Regions from separate parts of the Homo sapiens genome. Here region 2 is linked to region 1. The links are chromatin contacts, found by Hi-C or POLR2A ChIA-PET in ENCODE. All regions are on one chromosome and are shown on one strand. Each heading gives the region's core, a stretch centred on a gene start or an enhancer-like site at or near the end of the contact. The rest is flanking DNA. Distances are from core to core; before and after follow the strand shown.

Region 1 (6,903 bases), core at 3,038-5,537:
TTCCGTTGTTGTGAAATGTTTTCCGAATGAGCTTTGCAGAATTTCTCTGCATCTGTGCAGTTTTTCAGTGGAAGAGAAGCAGGCCACGTGTCCACGACCCAATGCAACTCCTCCCGCGTTAGCTGCCACAGCCAAGAAGGGAGCCTGCAACTTCTCTTCTCCTTGCCTGAGCTGTTGGCCACATGCTGAAAACGAAAACTAAGCAGTGTGTCCATGGCTCCTCCAAAACAACGCTCATTCCCGCTGTGCAAGAATGCCTCAGCCCTCACTGAGTTTCCATTTTTTTTCTGGCTGTCAAAGTAGACAAAGTTTATGTCATACATCTTAGCAGCTAAATGTATGTTCTTAGATTGTTTCTTTGTGCACAAATACTGTCTTATCAAACTGTATGGTCCTTACACACAAGTAAACACATGGGAAGCACATGAGAAGCTTTAGTGACTATTTCATTAACACTTCTGAATAGCGTTAGCCGGAAACAGTAAATCCAGAGCCTTCCTCACATCCTCACATGCCTTCAGATATCCTCTGACCTTCGGAAGTGACCTTAGGTATGATTTTCCTTTCCTCATTTCCAAGTCTTTGATCCAAGTGGGGTTGAAGTATCATCCCGACTCATTTCTGAAGACTTGTAGCATAGGGCAGCCCCTGGCTTATTCTCAAGCTGCCCAATATCTTTAGTTTGTTTATTTTTTCCAAATATGCCAAGACAAACTTTCCCTCAAGCAGAAATGATAAATCCACATGGCTTATTTACAGCAGTTCCAGGGGACTAGAGGGATATGATAAAAAGAAGCCAGGGGGTCCCTGTGAGGCCAACATTCTGTAAGACGCTCCGGTCAGGGCCATTCATTTCTAATCACAGTTAGTCCTCAGAGTGGGAATCATGATATCCATTTTAGGAAAGGAATTCAATTGTATGTATTAAGAATTTGGGGCAAAAGCTTGGTAGGAAAGCAATAAACATTTATTTGATGAAGATGTATATGTCCATGAGTGACAGACAGGAATTGCAACTAACGTGTATCAGATTCCAAAGCATTTTTTTTTTTCAGCAAACTATACTTAATGGTATGTTATGTGATCTGCCAATATCATCACATAGACTTTTAAAAATCTTGGCCGGGCACAGTGGCTCACACCTGTAATCCCAGCACCTTGGGAGGCAGAGGCGGGGGGGATCACCTAAGGTCAGGAGTTCGATACCAGCCTGACCAATAAGGTGAAACCTTGTCTCTACTGAAAATATGAAAATTAGCTGGGGGTGGTGGTGTGCACCTGTAGTCCCAGCTACTCGAGAGGTTGAGACAGGAGAATTGCTTGAACCCGGGAGGTGGAGGTTGCAGTGAGCCGAGATCGTGCCACTGCACTCCATCCAGCCTGGGTGACAGAGTGAGACTCCATCTCAAAGAAACAAAACAAAACAAAACAAACTATTTTGGCCTTTAAAAATATACTTTATTTTTCTCTCTTATCAAAATGCTTACTTTCAAGAAATGGATCCCAGTTTACACTAGTAATTGTCCATGTCTTTGGAATACCTGCCTGTGCTCCTGGGAGGTTGAGCTATTTCCCCATTTTACACATATGGGAACTGAGGCTTCAAGGAGTGAAATAATTTTGCTAAGATGGAACTGTAATGAAAGCACCGAGGTTTGCAGCCGTAGGGGTCTCATTACACAGAGAAGGCCGTTCTCCTGCAATGCACTGTGTGTCATGGCTAAACTCTTTCACAGCCCCGAGTGGCTCTCTGGCATGAAGCTGGTCACATAGTTTTCTGAATTTGCAATGCAGTAATTATCTAGGGTCAAGATGAAGAATTCTGTAGGAGAGGCAGCTGGGATATCTTGGTGAATTCCCAAATACTTCTATAGCCACAGGGTATTTATGAAGACCCATGGTGATGGTCAGCATTCCTAGCAGGGGTTGGGAGCATTCCACTTGACCCCAGCCCTGCTGCTCCGTCCGTTCAACTGGGCTGCTCTGGGGCTGGTGCAGCCTCTCAGGATGTGGAGTCAGGAAACCCAGGAATCCCATTCCTTGCTCCAGGCCACCCAGAACATCAGGGTGGGGCTGGTGTAGGAGCTGCAGCCTCCTGTTGTTGGTCTTATCCAGATTCCAGGCTTCTCTAGCAGACATTCTAATGTAAAGTCATATTTTGGAAAGTGATTTCATCATCTGATTCCCAAGTTTTTCTCCAGAAAATTCTGCTTTTTCATCACTTCTCAAAGGCACACTTTTAAATAAAAACCATAAAGTGTTGGTTCATATTGTTTATTCTTGTGTACAAATCTGCTGTGTCAATAAGAATAAGGTACTTTTGAAATGTAGACACACTGTGGTCCTGATGCGTTTGGTTCAATTCGGGTGAGTGCGGCTCTCGGGATGCCCCCAGTTACAGCGCCAAGTGGGTCCTTAGCTCTGGCCTCTCCCTAGCTGTGATTCCCTGGTCAAAATTCGCTCCCTAATTCTCAGGAACAACTTCAAACTCCTGCCATTCTCTTCAAACCTTGGATTTCAGGTGAAGTCCCAGCCTCAGCCGGATCTGTCAAAGGGCACTGAAGTAGAAACTGCGTCTCGGGATATGTCCTGCCTTGAGGCGAGTGCAAGGGGCTTTTGCCCGGTCACTCCCAGGCCACAGACTCATCTGGGGCTTTGGATTCCTAAGCACTCCTCCCTCCCGATGGGACACCCTGTTCCACAGCCTCTGGATACTCTCATGAGGTCTGTGGTGTGGACCCCAAGCAGCAAACCCACAGACGCACGCTGTGCATGGAATCTAAGAGGATCTGGGCAGGACCCTGGGTGGTCCGGGGCTCCGGGGAGCAGAGGCCACACTGACATTAACTGGGTGAGGATTTTACAAGGAGGAATGCCTGTGCAAGGGAAACAATGTGGGAGAGTGGCCAGGCTGGGACTCGAGTTCTACCCCAGAGGAGGACAGAGAGAAAGGAGGCTGGGAGGATGCATCTTGGACCTCTTTGTAGACTGAGAGACTGCCACTGCTGCTGCAGAGCCCCAAGGCCAAAGCCAGCGGTCAGAGAAGCCCAGCGCCTCCCCAAGGACGGGCTCCGCTAAGCCTTCCTATCCACGTGAATGTTGCTGAGGAACAGCTCCCAGGCAGTGCAGCCTTCACACTAAGGCAGCAGTGGATTGCAGATGGTTGCAGCTGGCGTCCTGTGAAGACATATTCATTGCCGCGACATCAGACATCATAAACGTGCATATGAGCACCAAGGAAGCACACGGTGTTGTATTCATCCATTTTCACACTGCTGTAAGGAACTGCCTGAAACTGGGTCATTTATAGAGGAAAGAGGTTTAATTGACTCACAGTTCAGCATGGCTGGGGAGGCCTCAGGAAACTTACAATCATGGAGGAAGGTGAAGGAGAAGCAAATACCTTCGTCACAAGGCAGCAGGAGAGAGAGAGAACCAAGAACCAAGTGAGGAGCGCCACCTTTAAACCATCAGCTCTCATGAGACTTCCTCACTATCACAACAGCCTGGGGGAAACCGCACCCACGATCCAATCACCTCCTACCAGGTCCCACCCTCGATACATGGGGATCACAATTTGAGATGAGATTTGGGTGGGGACACAGAGCCAAGCCATATCAAGTATGTTCACAGAAGTCTTATTCATTATGACCTCAAACTGAGAACACATCAAATGTCTATCAGCAGTAGCATGTATCAATAAGTAACGGTGTCTCTTTTTACAATGAGTTACTTTACAGGAATGGCATCTTCTCTACTGCATAGGACATGGATGAATGCCACAAACATCATGCAGACTAGAAGGGGTCAGACGCAAAAGACCATGTGTCACGTGACACCACGTGTGCTCAGCTTTGAAACAGACAGAGCCGCTTTGCAGCGTTGGCCCTCAGATTAGGGGTCACCTTCTGGAAGGAAGGGAGGGAGGGTGAGGAGGGCAACAGAAGTCCTTCTGAGGTGTCAATAGTACTCTATTTGCGATTATTGTCAACATAGTTTTAATCTGTAAGCAACTTGCTTAAATGTTGACAGTTATTTTGTGTGCATGTGTGTATGTTAACTATAAACCCAGCTCCCTGGTTTATAACATTTGATATGAATGGTTCCTTAATGCAGAATCAAAAACACAGGTAGGTGCACAGTCCTTGTGCATGAAAATAATTGCTACAACCATGTATTAATACGTGGGGCACAAAAAATCATGGAACCTATCTTTTTTTTTGGTTAACAGTATAAAGAATGTTATCACTCACAGTGCTATTGACTCAGTCCAGGCACTGAACTGGACACCAGGCGCTCTGAGAACAAATTGCTTGGATATTCCTAGGCTTGTTTATTTTGACATCAGTTAAAAGTAATATTGTGAAGAAGGATGGAAATAGATGTTGAAATGCTATCTGGCAGGGCAATGATTCCAATGCTTAGCACGAGGTCTGTGGTCGGTCCAGCTTGAATTCCTTTTCTCAAGATAGGTCACCTCGGATTCTCTAAGAAATGTGCACAATGCTTAAATAAAATGCCATTTTTGTCAAACTGTGTAGACACACAAAACTCAAACAGAAAATTGGCACCACAGTCCCACTTTCTGTCGTAAAACCATCTTCTCCCTCAGGCTGATTCATTCGGTCATAACCCAGCAGCCCATGAGTCTCTAAGCACCTACTGTTGGTGGAGCCTGAAGCTGTATCATGCGCCTCGAGGGGCTGACTCACAGCCCAGGGCTCAGCCGTTCACAGCGACCTCAGCGTGACTCACGCTCAGGACCCAGGTCCTGTCCAAAGTTATTAAAGCTGCACTCAGGCCCTCTGTGCCTCTGACTATCGCGTTCCTTCACAATTATTAGCAGAGAACCCCTCCTGGTGAGAGCAGGCTGAAATATCTGAAATTCATTTTCTTTTAAGGGACTCCAGTTTGGCACATAAATTTCCCCTCTTTGCTCTCCCCAGAAAACACACTGTGAATCTGGCATTTCTTTTTCATCATGCTAAGAACACATGGGAACGTCATAGTTTTAATTTACTGTATTGCATGTATTTAAGGTGTGTGACACGCTGTTTGGATCCAGTGATCTGGTCATGCACACTCATAGGGAAGCAAGGACTACAGTCAAGCCAATTAATGCGGACATCATTTCACACAGTTGCTGTGTGTGTGCGGGCATGGTAAGTGTATCAGTCAGGGTTCTCTAGAGGTACAGAGCTAATGCAATAGATGTATATGTAAAAGAGGAGTTTATTAAGTATTAACTCACCCAATCACAGGGTCCCACAATAGGCGGTCTGCAGGCTGAGGAGCAAGGAGAGCCAGGCCAAGTTCCAAAAATGAAGAATTTGGATTCTGATGTTCAAGGGCAAGAAGCATCCAGCACAGGAGAAAGATGTAGGCTGGGAGGCTAGGCCAGCCTCTCGTTTCAAGTTTTTCTGCCTGCTTTATATTCACTGGCAGCTGATTAGATGGTGCCCACTCAGATTAAGGGTGGGTCTGCCTTTCCCAGACAACTGACTCAAATGTGGATCTCCCTTGGCAACACCCTCACAGACAAACCCAGGATCAATACTTTGTATCCTTCAATCCAATCAAGTTGACACTCAGTATTAACCATCACAGTAAGGTAACCTAAAATTTACTCTCTTGGCAAATTACCAGTGTAAGGAGCAGGAATGAACACCTGGGAAATGGGAGGTTGTAGGTCAAACAGTACAGTTTCAGCTTTGTAGGATAAGTCTAGAGATCTAATGTAGAGCAGAGAAAACACATATGTGTTAAGGGTTTCAAGGAGAACGCTAGGAGCTCCCAGAAAGCCAGAGGTTTGTCTCTTTGGCCACCCACTCATGCAAGACGCATCCCCTGCTCTTGTTGTCAAGGTGACGCTGACGCAGATGGACATTGGAGTAATGAGGTCAGAAGCATAGCCTCAAACTAAAGAATGCAATCAACCAGCCAAAAGGCAAGAATTACCTTAAAATAACATAACAATCACAATAAGAAGCATGGCCGTTCTAAGGATATTCCTCGGAGCAAGCATGTTTAATGGAGCTTCATTCTAAACATTGCCCGAAATGAGAACACGAGTTCTCACCAATAGTGAACAGTAAGTCATGTGTGTGTAATTCTTGCCTATAATGCCAGCAGTCAAATCTGAAGCTTCCTGAATACTTCCTTTGGTTTCCTTGCTCCAGGTTCCTCCGGGTTAGTGGAAGCCAAAATGGGTGGCCTCATCCTGGAGATGTATTCACCTACACAAGCGAACACAAATAGTATTTCACTTCCTATCAGTTTCTGCACGGTCCTCTGAGAACTACCAGACAATGGGCAGTAGCTCAGTGGATACACAATCCACTCAGGACTTCCAGATCACTTAAAAACTGGGGCCCGGTAACAAGGAAGTCTGAATTAGCCCTATTTTCCAGTGTTAACACACCACCCTCACGCAAATGCTAGGTGCACATCAAAAAGATACCCTTGATTTTTAAAAATGACTTATCCGTGTAAGTGATAAAAATGAGAAGTCAATGGACTATGGTGTAACTATTTTTAAACCCTTTGCCTGTCTCATGTGCAAAAGCCAATTCAGATAAAAAAGTATGGAATTTAGTCAAAAATAATGTCTGGCGGCCATGGATGGCAGAAGCCGTTTTAGAGGCTGGGACCCTGGACGCCTGAACATGGAGGCTTTGACGTCTCCCCGTACCACCAGCCTCTGCCAAGAGTTGTCTTTGGAGGACAACCTCACTCAAGATAATCTTTCCTTTCTCTTCTGAATCTGGTTTTGTACTTTTTTGGTTTTCCCTCTCAGCTTCCCTCAAAGAACATGGTGATTTTTCTAGATTTATCTAGGGAAGAAAAACAGCAGATTTAAATAGCCATTGTAGCAGCAATGCCATTTTGGCTGCGTTTATGACA
Region 2 (7,298 bases), core at 1,548-4,047, 380 kb before region 1:
TGGTGGTCCTGCTTCACCAACCGAGTGGACACAGGCTGGTGAGGAGCCCACGGCTGGGCACACACCTGTGGACAAGTGCTGTCCACCTGCAGCCCTGGCAGCCCAGCCATGGATGTGCAGGGGAGGAAGGATGAGCCCCGGCTCTGTCTAGCCTGCTGTCTCCGTGATTACAGGCTGTGAAGATTCCTTCTGGTGCTTGCGTGATAAGATGATTCATATCATGTGGCACATGTCATGGGGCTTGCACAACTTTGGCAAGTCCATGTTCTTTAGACAACAAAGCAAGAATGTGATCGTGGTCCCAAGTCTGGCCACCAAGGGGGGTGGTCTGAACATGCTGGAATAAACAATATCTGTTCGTTTTTGACATTCTGTTTAAGGCATTCTTTGCAGATGTGGGAGCTCATTCTTTTTCCTTAGCTTAAAGAAAACTGTGTGTATTTCAGACTTATTGAAGGAGGACGCCTGGGTGTTTTCAGAGTAAAGGTGCTGTTATCACTGTTTGGCAAATGATTGGCTACTTAATGGAGAAAAAGATAACCTGTGTGAGTCATGTACCCACATGCAGGTCAAGCAGCCTGGAGGAACCAGGTGGCAGCACCAACTCACCGTTTGACAGGACCACCAAGAAATCTTTCTCAGATACCTAGCAGATATCTCCGTGGTGATAAGACTAGACTGAGCCATACCCAATGACCAACATGCAAATGGTTTTGAATAGCAATTTCATATAGCTCACACAAATATGTTTTTCCAAAAAGGGAGCAGAATATAAAATCCTGCCTCCTCTCTTTTATTTCTCTCATTTCTTTTCTCCTTTCTGACAAAAATTTATTTAGTGCCAACTTTGATTCAGGTCGTCATTAGGAATAATGTAATCAATTTCTTTTTTTCTGTATGTTCCCAACTTAATTTTATTTTTACTGTTATTGTAGCATTAACATACTCTCAGAACACACTGCAGCTGCCAACCCAAAAGAGATGGTTCATGAAAGTATTGTGCACCATGGAGAGCTAATCCAAATTTTATTTTTTTGTCTGAGATAGTTCTCCAGTGGACAGCTGACAGTTAATGTTGGTGATCTGCTTTGTGTTTAGGTTATAAGTCCCTTGGGGTGTGAAATTACCTTAAGCTATGAAATTATCTTACATTTAATGAGCCCAAATTCTTACTAATCTGTATCATATTCAGTAACGTATTTGGACTTTTCAACAGAGAATTTAAGAAATGATACAATTTAATGCCTATTTTTGTCACATAAGAGGCCAAAGATTCCAGATGGTTAACATTTTAATTGAAGTTAACATGGAAGATAAATGAAACAAGCTTGACTGGTCAGTAGAAATTAGGTTCTCTGCAATTTTGAAGGTGAAGAGAAAATTGAACTGTCACTAACATGAGGACTTCAAAAGGAATAGTGGGACAACCCAGGAGAGAAAGCGTGGGACTCCCAGAGATGGAGGCTGAGGCAATGTGTCCCAGCATGTGAGCGGCAGGCTTGGATGTGGATTCCCTCCATGTAGCAACAGCACGAACCAGCCCTAGACTTACTCTTTTTTTTTTCCCAACGGATGACCTGGACATTCTGAAGTTGCATTAATAGCAAGTTTATATTCCTAATATAAATACATCTCCTCTGAGTCTTGGAAAATGGGATCAACTTAATTGTCTCCACATGTATGCTCTGGGGAGCCTGGTCCTCACTGAACCCCAGTTACAAAACCTACAGCAAATTTTTGTCCAGATCACTGTCCATCCAGCTTGCCGTGTTCTGGAGGAAGATGTTTTGTTTTATAGTTTGTGCTATAGTCATGAGAACAAGCAGCTTGTGTTCTATATCTTCTTACTTTTTGAAGCAAGTGTGCTGGGTACTGTTCACGCTGATCAGCCCTAGGCCTGGGGGCCGTGCCCTTGCAGCCACTCTGAAGCCAGTGCCCAGCCTTGTGCCTGGGAGACCAGGGAGGCTGGGGAGGGAGGCCGGGGAAGCTGACTGCACGGCAGCTGAGGTCACAGCTGCTTGTGGAGAGAAGCTTCAAGTTGACATCACTGTGAGCTAAAACCGTGGCTACCCTCCGGATAACAAAGCAAGCTATTGGCAGGAAGAAAGGGAAAATTACGAAAATTAAACAAGGCAAGCATTAATGCCATATTGCCTTTTCTCTCTGAAATGCAAGATTTGGCAAAGCCAATTTCCACATTTGGCCGTGGCCTCTCAGGCTTCTGTGCCATCCCCGTGGAACGTGGTGCTGATCCTGGGTCTCCCCTCTCCAGCCCTGGCTTTGTCCACTTTGCCCCTCCTGGGCTCCGCCTTGCCCTCCTCCTGCGGCTGCCATGCCCGTCCTGAACTCAGCTCCTCTCTGACCCCACGCACGGCTCCTCTCTGACCCCACGCACGGCTCCTCTCTGACCCCACGCACGGCTCCTCTCTGACCCCACGCACGGCTCCTCTCTGACCCCACGTCCGGGGCTGCGTCCCGCCTCGGCTGCTCTCACTGCAGCCGTTTCTTCACAGGGTGATCCTCACAGAAACACTCAAAGCCTTCTGTTACGTACAAAGGACCGCGTGTCAGTAATCTACAGCCATTTACCAGTTACCAAGAAAACACGGACGTTTCCACTAAAAATCGCAAACGTTTCTTTCAAGCAAGGAGCGCCCTGCGCCAGAGGCTGTGGGAGGAGTGAGGAGTCTGGGTTCGTTCCAGCCGCAGTGAGTAAGGCGTGGGTGACTCCGAGCATTGCAGAGGCATGAGGAAACGAAAACAAAACCTGCCGAAGTGGGGCCTTACTGACTTATCTTCCACTGTGAAATAAATAAAATAATGTTTTTCTTTCAAAGATGTGGAACAAATCCATGCAGTTTGCTGTGGTTGTTTTAAAACAAACTAGAATTTTAAAAACATTTTGGAATAGCTAAGTTGACCATCTTGTCTCCATAAATGGAGAAAAATATTTTGCTCTTCAAAAGACAGCATTAGGAAACAATAAGTAGACCACAGAATGGGAGAAAATATTTACAATATTATATCAGCCAAAAGACGTGTGTTAAGATAATATTTAAAAAAACACAGTTTATAATAAAAAGCAATAAAAAATGAGCAAAATATTTGACTAGGCACTTTAAGAAAGAAGACACATATATGACAATATGAAAGAAAAAATTTCTCAGTATTATTCCTCATTAGGAAAATGCAAATTAAAACCAAAACGAGATGTCTCTACACATTCACTAGAACAATATCAATAACTTAAACATATTGACAATACCAAACGTTGACAAGGATGTGGTTCAGTGGAAACTTTTAAATTCTGCTGACAGAGTGTAAAACGGTATAGTTTGGAAATATGTTCGGGAGTTTCTGAAAAAGTTAAACATACATTTACTCATGTCTAAGCAATTCAACTTCTAGGTACTTATCTATGAGAAATGAATATACATGTCCACAAACACCTTTGTAAACCAAAAAGTATCTGAGACAAGTCTCAATAAATTTAGAAAGTTATTTTGCCAAGGTTGAGGACGTGCCGTGACACAGCCTCAGGAGGTCCTGGTGATGGTGGTCGGGGAACAGCTTGGTTTTATACATTTTAGGGAGACATGAGACATCAATCATTATATGTATGATGTACATTGGTTCTATCTGGAAAGACAGGACAAGTCAAAGCGCGCAGGGGGCTTCCAGGTTGTAGGTAGATAAGAGACAAATGGCTGCATTCTTTTAAGTTTCTGATTAGCCTTTCACCGAATGCACAATTTACTGGAATAGTTACGTATGCCTTAGTCTGGCTGGGTGAAACAACAGGGCGGAGGAAGCATTCCGATCTGTGTTTGTCTCATGTGAGCGGAGGGATGATTGAGTTCTGTCTGTCCTTGTTCCACAAGGAAGTTCCTTGTGAGCAAATTGTGAGGGAGGAACAGCGTTTTTATCTTTGTAGCTATCTTATTTAGGAATAGGATGGGAGGCAGCTCCCAGCTTGACTTTCCCCTTTGTTTAGTGATTGATTTATTTTCCTTTCATACCTAATATGAGACTGTTCATAGGAGCTTCATTCACAGCAGGCGGAAGCACTCATCTGGTGTCTATCCAGTGTGGATAGATGGTGGTGTTCCATGCAGTAGAATTTTCCTCAGCAACACCAAGGAGCAAACCGCTGATCCTAGCAGAGACACGCTGGATCTCGGGACCGCTACGCTGAGTGGAAGACACCAGATGGAAAAGGGTGCCTGCTCTGTGACCCAGATTCTATGAAGTCTCTAGACTCACTCAAACCACCTCTGACTAAAGAAGCCAGACCCAGTGTACTCTGGGGCCTGCCTGGATGGGGCAGAGACGTTCTGTGGGGTGATGGGTGAGCTCTGTCATCCTGGGGGGCTCCCTGAGCACGTGCCATGTATGTGAATGATATCTCAATACATTTCCCTTAAACGGGAGAGGCACACCCTGTCTGCACATTTCCAGCAGTGGTGGTTGGGTGAGGGCCGTGACAGGCAGCTCAGCTGTAGAACTGTGGCCTCGCTCCTGTGCAATTCCGTTCATTTACTCATTCAACAGTATCTTTAGAGCAGCCACTGAGTTCCAGGCTCCGTCTGGCACTTGGGAAGCAGCAGTGAACAAAGGAATGAAACCCGGAGCTGGCATTCCCGCGAGTCTGCAGAGGCAGCTTCCTCCAGGGCTCCCTGCTGCCTGGGGCTGCAGCCTCCTCTCTCCAGGGGATTTGGCACCACCAAAGCTCCCCGCTGGCAGCTGTCGGACTCCTTCATGCAGAGCAGAGCGGTGCCCATGACGCTGTTGCTCCCCAGTCTTCGTAATGATGATGTAGTTTCCTTAAAGTCCTAGACTCAAAAGTGGGAAAGGGTCAGAGGCCATATCTCTAATTTCATTGGTATAATTGCAAAAGAATAGATTTTGGTGAGTGTGACTTCTGGAAGAAAGGTAATAAATTAAAATATACAAAGAAAATTTTAAAATATTGAGTAATTATTCACCCCAAATAGTCAAGCACCATATTAAGCTTCTTAAATTATGGTGCTGGCTTCTTTCTCGCTCTGTTGCTCAAATATTGTGGTAGTTTAGTGTGCATGGGCTCTCCCTTCTGTATTTCTCGTCAGAAGGCCTAGTTAGTTTCCACGATGGTTATGGACATACGCTTTGGTGTGACTGTGTTCCCTGCATTCGGAAATGCCTTCCTAGGTCGGGATGCTCACCTTCCACCACATGCTCCCCAGGACCTTGCTCCTCCTGCCGGATTTGAAAACTGGTCCGCATCCCTCTCCTATCCTTCTTTCTCATAGCTTCTGCCTTTGACACTAAGAGGGTGGCCAAATGACCTCCAGGCAAGAGATGGTGGGGCTGGGGCAGGCAGGGGAAAGGACTGCAGTCCCGGTGCCCACACGGCTGCTCAGGCAGGCCCCAGGATGAGCCTGCAGAGTCAGCATGCTAAGGCCCTCTGCTTGCCTAGGGTCGACGTGTTCCCCTTCCCACGTTGGAGGCATGTGATCCTGTCTGCTGCACTATGTGAAAGAAAACACCACTCGTTGCACAATTTTCCTTTGTCTCCATAGATTCAAACTTTGTGAGATATCTCAGGAATTCCCCTGGAGTTTGTACAAAATCTTTGCATATATTATCATTTACCTTAGGTGAAAACATTTGAAATCAACTATTTCAAGGACTGGGAATAGAGGAGAGAGGTGAATGAGTGGCTCTTACTCATTGGAAAGTTAATGCCATTCAGAATGTAGTAATCCATTTAGAGGGCATAAATCTGAATACGTGCTCTGTAGGCTACATTCTATATGGCAGAGTTTTCATCCCAGACATCCATTGCTCATATTGCCAAAAAACCATGACTGGAGAGAAACTGTCAGCCTTTGAAACAATACACGTCGTAGGCAAGTTTTTTGACTAAACGTAGAAAATATGACCTATGTTTTAGTTCTTATATGCCAGCTAGTGATAATTTTTGGTGTGGGCTGTGATATGATAAGGAAACAGAAAGGGTGGAAGAGATTTTGGAGGGGGAGTTAGAGGCTGCATGCACTCTTGCCGTGATAATGTTGGTGGCTTTGCACAAGGGTGGGCCGGGCTCTGCTCTGGACATGGGTTAGAGCCCTGCAGGTGTCTCCTCACTGTGGGACAAGTGCCCACCTGGATCGGTTCTGCTTATGGCAGAGGACAAAAGTGCAGGATGCCAGCAAACTGCAAGCCCATCTGTAGGCTCTCCCAGTGTCTGCTGTAGTCCAGAGTAGGCCACACGGCCACGTGCAGGTCGGTGAATGGGATGAAGGGGAATGTTCACCTCTTCTCACCAGGGGCACAGCCAAGTCACTCGGCAAAGGGCTCAGGACACAGGTGCAAGGAAGTGTATATTAGGAGCAGCAGTGCAGCCGCCACCGGCTTCCGACAGCTATTTCGGGCTTCTGTGTATTGTGGCACTCAGCTGAGTACAGGTGTGTGCCTTGCACATCATACTCCTTCTCTTTATGCACCTCAACTGTATCTGCACAATAGTAAAAAAATATATATATATACATACACACACACACACACACACACACACATAGAGACAGAGACAGAGGGAGAGAGAGAGAGAGAGAGAAAATCAACAACAGCAAAAACAGCACAGCAACCATACTCCCTGTCCCAAATGGTGGTGATAAGAAAAAAGGAAAAAAATGGCCTAAACGCTACTATGAATGATAAAAGAAATGATCCCACCAATTGCCCGATAGAAAACACATGTAAAATATGGCCAGGCACGGTGGCTCACGCCTGTAATCTCAGCACTTCGGGAGGCTGAGGCAGGCAGATCACCTGAGGTCAGGAGTTTGAAAACATACATGTAAAATATTAGTATATTATAAAATCTTATGCACTTCAACATTATTAATAGTATAACAAAATAGCATTCTTGTATTGAGAGATGTTTGACCTAGGGAAATATTCAAGAGTAGATTTAGTATAAATTCTAAAGTACTAATAGAGTTTTAGTTAGGAACCCCTTACTGTTGTATCATTTTTGGTGAGGGAAGTAAGTATAAAATCCAACTCATTGACTTCCCAACTCTGACCCAGAAATTGATTTAAAAAGTTTTTATTGCAGATGAATTATTCTGTATATAGACATTAGTGATTGTTAATAGCCCCAGTTAGAATCCCTGAAGAGACATTCTTGGAAGAAAATAATTTGTCCTGAAGGAAGTACCAAAACAAACAAGTAAATATCCAAAGTAGTACTTGAATACTTGAGACAAATGAGATTGATGGAAACCCCACCTGTGTCGGTCCACCCACCCTGT

What was found. Hi-C counts contacts between places; a loop is a spot of excess contacts on that map. ChIA-PET counts read pairs that join two places held with the same protein, here RNA polymerase II (POLR2A). Pooled maps may share reads with other maps.
Region 2: a map of IMR-90 shows a loop between it and region 1 (2.6-fold over the local background). The contact joins two enhancer-like sites. A Hi-C loop is called at or near these places in 1 of 168 maps with a recorded cell type or tissue (IMR-90) and 8 of 50 pooled maps. POLR2A ChIA-PET finds 5 or more read pairs at or near these places in 1 of 52 experiments (activated CD8-positive, alpha-beta memory T cell).

The regions. Positions count from the first base shown.
Region 1 is chr6:169,068,522-169,075,424 of GRCh38, reverse strand. It overlaps LOC102724357 (a long non-coding RNA gene), which reads right to left. Exons shown (of 2, transcript NR_134619.1): 2 at 6,001-6,236. LOC124901469 (a long non-coding RNA gene) reads right to left here and starts at 5. Exons shown (of 2, transcript XR_007059888.1): 1 at 1-5. RefSeq lists an enhancer at 4,412-5,611. Within about 2 kb of position 4,287, at least 3 of the 41 ENCODE cell types and tissues checked have a DNase peak (open chromatin) inside an H3K27ac peak, as active enhancers do.
Region 2 is chr6:169,447,655-169,454,952 of GRCh38, reverse strand. It overlaps a transcript of WDR27 not described here. Among named protein-coding and RNA genes, the nearest start is that of LINC02519, 63 kb to the right of the region's middle. RefSeq lists enhancers at 4,159-5,032, 5,033-5,907. Within about 2 kb of position 2,797, at least 23 of the 41 ENCODE cell types and tissues checked have a DNase peak (open chromatin) inside an H3K27ac peak, as active enhancers do.